2 separate regions of the Mus musculus genome follow, and region 1 is linked to region 2. Evidence: chromatin loops called from intact Hi-C (ENCODE). Cell type or tissue: heart. All regions are shown on one strand. Links, peaks and the distances in the headings refer to the core of each region. The heading gives the core; the rest is flanking DNA.

Region 1 (2,917 bases), core at 323-2,822, 50 kb before region 2:
TCTCTCTCTCTCTCTCTCTCTCAAAGATGTATTTATTATTATATCTAAGTACACTGTAGCTGTCTTCAGATGCACCAGAAGAGGGCATCAGATCTCATTACGGATGGTTGTGAGTCACAATGTGGTTGCTGGGATTTGAACTCAGGACCTGTGGAAGAACAGTTGGTGTTCTTAACCACTGAGCCATCTCTCCAGCCCCTCATGCTCTCTCTTTTGTGATCTTTCCTGAGCCTTATTGGTGAGAGAGGAGGCTTCAGAGCCCTACTAAGGGACAAGTAATTAACGGTCACTTATTCTTAGCACATTGGATCAGTTTTTGGGTCTATGCACCAACTATTGCCTATGGGAAACAGGTTTCTCTGATCAGGGCTGAGAAGAGCATTCATCTATGTATCTTAAATATAAATACTTAGAGGCAAATCTGACATCATTCCAATGAACAAAACAATAGTAGTTTTGTTGGCCCTGAGGGTCTATGACATCCAAAGCCATGGTCTTTCACTAAGTTCTGCATGGTGGGCCTCAAATCTAGTCAGGAAGTGGTTGTTCCTTCCACATAGCTCATCAATGTTGCACTAGCTGGCAAGTCTGGCCTGATGGGTTGCTATTACGGTTGAGTTTTCGCCCTCGGCAGTTCCCGTAGCACTTTCCAGCGCTATGAAAGCTAGCATCGGAAGAGGAAGCTACCGGTCTAGTTCCAGCTTGATTTCTCTGCATACAAGTGCAGGAAGGAGTTCAGTGAGTGAATTCACTGTGTAGCAGCAACAGCCAGAAGAGCTAACAATAGAACCCGGCTCTGTTAGACTCCAACACTCACCTAAATGTATGCCTTTTATGCCTCCTTAAACGTGTGATTTTGTCACTTCATACCAAACTCGAGTAGGAGAATCATTTGAGTACGTGATTATATATTGCAACCTTAACTTTGGCATGTCCATGGTACTTTGTTGGCAGCCGGGCGCCTAAAAGATGGAGCCTGCCTCTGGTACACCGTCTCTGTAAACAATGCCACTGCGCAGGCGCTAGTCCGAATCTGGCGCCAACCCCTCCCAAGCGGGTGCATACAAATGAAAGTGCCGGCTGACTGACCAATCCCAGGAGGACACATAGCTCTCCCCAGTGCTGGGGTGTATATAAGCAGTCCTCCCTGGGTTCCCGGAGTTCCTGTAGCATCGAGGTGTTCCTGAAATATAAAAGGCTGTTGAGAAGAATCCGACCGTGTTGCGTTTTTTCTCGCTGGACGAGGTGAGCGCAACAGTACTTTGAGTTTTACAAATGGTTTTCTGGATTCCATTGTCTTGACTCTTACCAAATCAGAGAATTACCATTTTATCAATATAATAATAATAATAATAATAATAATAATAATAATAATAATGATGATGATGATGATGATGATGATAAATAATGTTTTCATTCACTCAGTCAATATTTATTGATCACCACTATATGTTAAACAGCTAAGAGCTCCCATCAACACGTAAATACAGCAAATAGAAGCTTAAGCACATGGCTCCTGATAGAAGGACGGATGAAAATGAGGAAACACACTGAAATACATTAGATACAATGTAAGAAGAGTTCTCCACTAGGAAAAGAGTACAGAGAAGTCTTCTGGGGAGAGTTAAAAGCTTGGTTTTTTAGGCAATTAGAAGAAGAAGGGAAGAAGAACAGAAAAGAATAAGCCCTCCTCTGGGCTACTTTGTCAATAGCCCTAACTTCAAGTTCTTAATACAAGTCAGCTGTTCACACAAGTCAGAGCGAGGAGGCTGCAGGGAAGAGAAGATGACTCTAGATGAGGAGTGGTCCTCTTGGGAGGCATGTCAGTAGATGATGTCAGGAGAGATTCCAAGTTGAAGACTGTTTTCAATCCATCAGACTTGTTTCAGATAAGAACAGTTCATCTTCTTTTCCCCCTATAAGAATGGCTCTTATGCTTAAGATAATTTCTATTTTCAGAGTGAAGCAATGGTTTTGTACACTCATACTTTCCTTGCTAAAAAGAAGAAAAGAAAATGCTTTAGGGGAAGAAGTTATTATTCCAGTAGTATTGATCTACACTTTAAGCTAAATATTTCTTTGTCCAAGTAGTGTGGTCCTCTTGAAAGGGTTATTTTTAATAACATATTGTGTTTCCTGGGCTAGCCAACAAGAGGACTGCACTTTCCCTAAATAGTACATAATCCAAAATTGAGCACGTGATCCGAGATAAAAAAAAAAAACACTCTCTTTTAAGAATTGGTGTGATGTCAGGCAGTTGGTAGTGGACTTTAATCCCAGCACTTGGAGGCAGAGGCAGGTGGATCTCTCTGAGTTCAAAGCCAGCCTGGTCTACAGAGTGAGTTCCAGAACTGCCACTGCTCCACGCTACACATAGAGACCCTTAAAAAACAGAAGAACAAACAAGCACACAAAAATAAAAAGGAATTGGTGTAAAGAAGGTTCCTTAGCTGAGGTCATGAACTACAAAGATTATAATAGTAATTACAAGATGAGAAGAATTATCATCTTCATCATGGACACAGCCAGCCTATGTAAATAAAATACCAAGCTAGACTGGTTCTATTCTAGAAGCTACCAACTTTTTAAATAGTAAATAAGCCAATAAATTATTATTTTTCCTGCCTGGCTTAATCTAGTTTAATTTGAGTTTTTGTTACTAGTTAACATTCCTGCCTAGTTAAATCCTTTGTCATATGTGAATTCCTAACGGTGGGAACATGTTTCAGGGTCCACATGATCTAACATATCTCTGCCCTCCTTCTCACACCCCCTCGTACTTTCTCAGGCAAAGGTGGTTGTTAGGAGCACTGGCTTTGGCGTCAGACAGGACTGACTTGTGCTAGTGACTCTGCCAAGTACAGGCTGTGTCATTCTAATCTGTGCTGTTCTCTAGACACATCTTCACTATGAAATG
Region 2 (2,917 bases), core at 246-2,745:
GCGGGAAGACCCAAGTGAACTTGTGGGTAACACCACACTGTTGAGTGTTTAACTGAAATTAAAGCTAACACTGTGTGTTGTACTTTCATTTCTTAAATATTCTGCTTTATGGAGACCTTTGCTTACCCTGTACTGCTATCACTAACATGGTTATGGAAATAAATTATAATTGATAACTGGAGGGAGATTAATTAGAGAGAGAATGACAACAGATGGTATTGATAAGTGCCATCTCAATTCTCGTGGAGATCTTTTGAATTGTACTTGTGGCTCCATTTTACAGATTTAGTATCAGAACAGCGGTCCCTGTGTAAGTGTTGGAGCTATAAATGCCTCTGCTTCTAGTTCTAAGTAGCTGTGAACTGCAGAGGGAAGCTGAAAGACACTCAGGTGTGTTGCTTATTTGGCTCCCTCAGGCCTGCCTGGATGGTGATGCTGTCAGCATAAAGTTCACATGGGAAAACCATACAATTGGGTTACAAAATAAGAATCTCATGTTTTAACTAAGTCTGTAACATCTTTGTGTGTGTGTGTGTGTGTGTATTGGATGCATTCATCACCACCCTTTGGCTGAAGGCTGAATATATCCAAAGATTGAGACTTTGCACAAATCTCTTCATCTGGCCTAGACATGGAATGGGAAGACATGAAAAGCAGGTAAGTTTGTCCTGGTTCCATCTCCACCTTCCACTTGACATTGTTCTATACCAGCATGCCTGCTTTCTCATGGGTAAATCTGGTGAGAAGATTTATCTTGGTTGTGATATGCAGAGTAAAATTGGGTAATTGTTATTAAGTGGCATGACTAGGCAAGTAGAAAACATTTGACCCCAGATCACACTAGCTCATAGTCTTTTTTGTTTGTTTGTTTGCTTGCTTGTTTGGCAAGCTGAACAGGAAGGATTCAGGACGATCGTCCCAATGCTACAGTGTATCTTGCCTCTGAGGTATATGTTGAGATGAGATGAGAATACTTTTTTTTTTTTTTTTTTTTTTTTAATGCTAAAAAGCTAGGTCACAAGAGCACTTGCTCTTTTGACAGAACCATTTAAGACCACACCAGAAGATCAGAAAAATTCTTCCCGTGCCATTTACTTTACTACAAACGTAGGCAGTAAAATTGCCCTTTTCGGCGTACAGTCTTACGAGTTTTAGCACGTGTATGGGTTTACATAACCATCGTCATGATTGCCATACATATGACTTCAGCTTCTGAGTCGGTTTTTTTTTCCCCTCAAAGCTTTTCACATTTATACTGCAAAACACTTTTAAAAATAAGAGAAAGGGATTTAGATAAATGTGCTGAAGATGCAAATTAATGAAACTGTCTTTTTGCACAAATCTCTGCAGTCTCCAGGCTCTGCAGCTTTTTTTCCTGGGCCATTTTGGCTGGTGTTTCTGTGGACTATCTTTCCACAGAAAGAAACAGCCATAGACTCAGAATTGGACCGCCACAGTCATGATGCATGTTGTGGGGAACAATCCCCGGCTTCCTTAACTTGATACTTTTATTATACTGGGTCTTCTTTTTCCCAGCCTTATCTCTCCTATCGTTTCTCTCTCTAAAATGAAATAGTCTGTAATCACCCACACCTTTTAACTTGGGGAAAATTTGACTGAGGAAAAGCAGATAAGACTTTTTGAGAGAGCAATGAGAGGGCGTTCGGGACTCCAACTCTCTCCAGACTTAATGACATTGGTCCTATAAGCATTCCAGTCGTTTCCCTAATCCATCATCCGGCGCCTGCCAGCGCCCCCTGGGAGACAGACTTTGGGACAAACTTCTTTCCCAGGTCAGCCCGCCCACCTCCCGCCGCGAGCGCTCCCTGCGTAAGTGACTTGTGCTGACACAACGCACCGCATCTGGTGTAGGGAGCTTTCCGGGTGACTCACGTCTTTGCAATTTGCTTTTGTTTCTGGGGTGTTTTAGCTGCAATTTTCTTCCCTCTGGTTTTAATTTTGAGAGGAGGGGGGAAAAAACCACCCATAATGAATCAAGAATGAGTGTCCTTTCCAGTAACCCTCCCCCACTTTAAAGTTGACTGTCTTTACAAGTTTGATAACTACCCTAGACGTGCGGGGGCGGCACAGGTAGGAAGGCATTAACTAACTACCTCATAAACTGAAGTTGCCAGCCAAACCGAGCCACGAGAGAGGAGACTTTCTGAATCTCCCTCACAACCCAGGCGTTTGCCGCGGCGGATGTAACCTGTGCAGCTCCTTCTTCTACTGCTGCTTTGCTCACGCTTAAATCCCTCTCCTCACTGCCAGCGGTGCCAGAAGCAGCGTGAATTCCAAGAGGTCCACCAGCGGTTTTGTTTCTGTCCGAGGTAAATACGCTATGCAAAATACGGAACCACCAAAGGATGCCGGGGAGGGGGAACAGAAGGGGAATCCCTCACCTTCTCGGGATGCGTTGCTCATTTATCTCCGCCTAGGGGAGTCGCCCAGCCTAGGTTGCCCCTCGTATCCCTCCCTGAAGCCCCTACCTGGGGCAGCAGAGGTGGCCAGCGCGGCGGCGATCTCTCCTGCAGCCCTGGCCCTCCCCCGCCCCCCGGCTTGGTTTTTCCCAGCCGTGGAGGTTGGGCCAGGGGCTGGGGTTGAGAGGAGAGTCGGCGCCCGCAGCAGGAGCTGGGAAGGCGCGTGGACTCGGGTGGCCCTCGGAGTTGGCTTTGCAGGCGCGGGGTGCGGAGGTGAGCAGTGGGGACCGAGCGGCCAGGTTTGGAGCCTGGAGGCGGGACCAGGGTTCCTTTCTATACTAGGGCGTGAAGAGAGCCGGGGGGGGGGGGGTCCTGGCTGCCACACCGCCCACGGTCCCACGGCCGCTTTGTTGGCGGGTTCCCTCCGTTTTTCTGGAGATGTCTGGATCCTCTCGGGATCGGGGAGCTGGGTGGCCAGGAACTGGGGAGTCGAGAGT

What was found. Peaks named below come from ENCODE experiments on the same cell type or tissue, not always from the same donor. Only the 100,000 strongest peaks of a DNase experiment are listed, where the experiment ranks them.
Region 1: a loop joins it to region 2, with 2.3 times the contacts of the local background. A loop is called at or near these places in 1 of 42 quality-filtered maps.

The regions. Positions count from the first base shown.
Region 1 is chr9:85,790,685-85,793,601 of GRCm38, forward strand. No RefSeq gene overlaps it. Among named protein-coding and RNA genes, the nearest start is that of Gm22830, 20 kb to the left of the region's middle. In heart, for the core only: no CTCF peak of the experiment used is centred there; no DNase peak of the experiment used is centred there.
Region 2 is chr9:85,840,263-85,843,179 of GRCm38, forward strand. Tpbg (trophoblast glycoprotein) reads left to right here and starts at 2,590. Exons shown (of 2, transcript NM_001164792.1): 1 at 2,590-2,693. LOC115487186 (a long non-coding RNA gene) reads right to left here. Exons shown (of 2, transcript XR_003948199.1): 2 at 1,080-2,917. In heart, for the core only: a CTCF peak has its summit at 1,767; DNase peaks (open chromatin) are centred at 1,819 and 2,579; H3K4me3 peaks cover 1,279 bases; H3K27ac peaks cover 770 bases; H3K27me3 peaks cover 263 bases.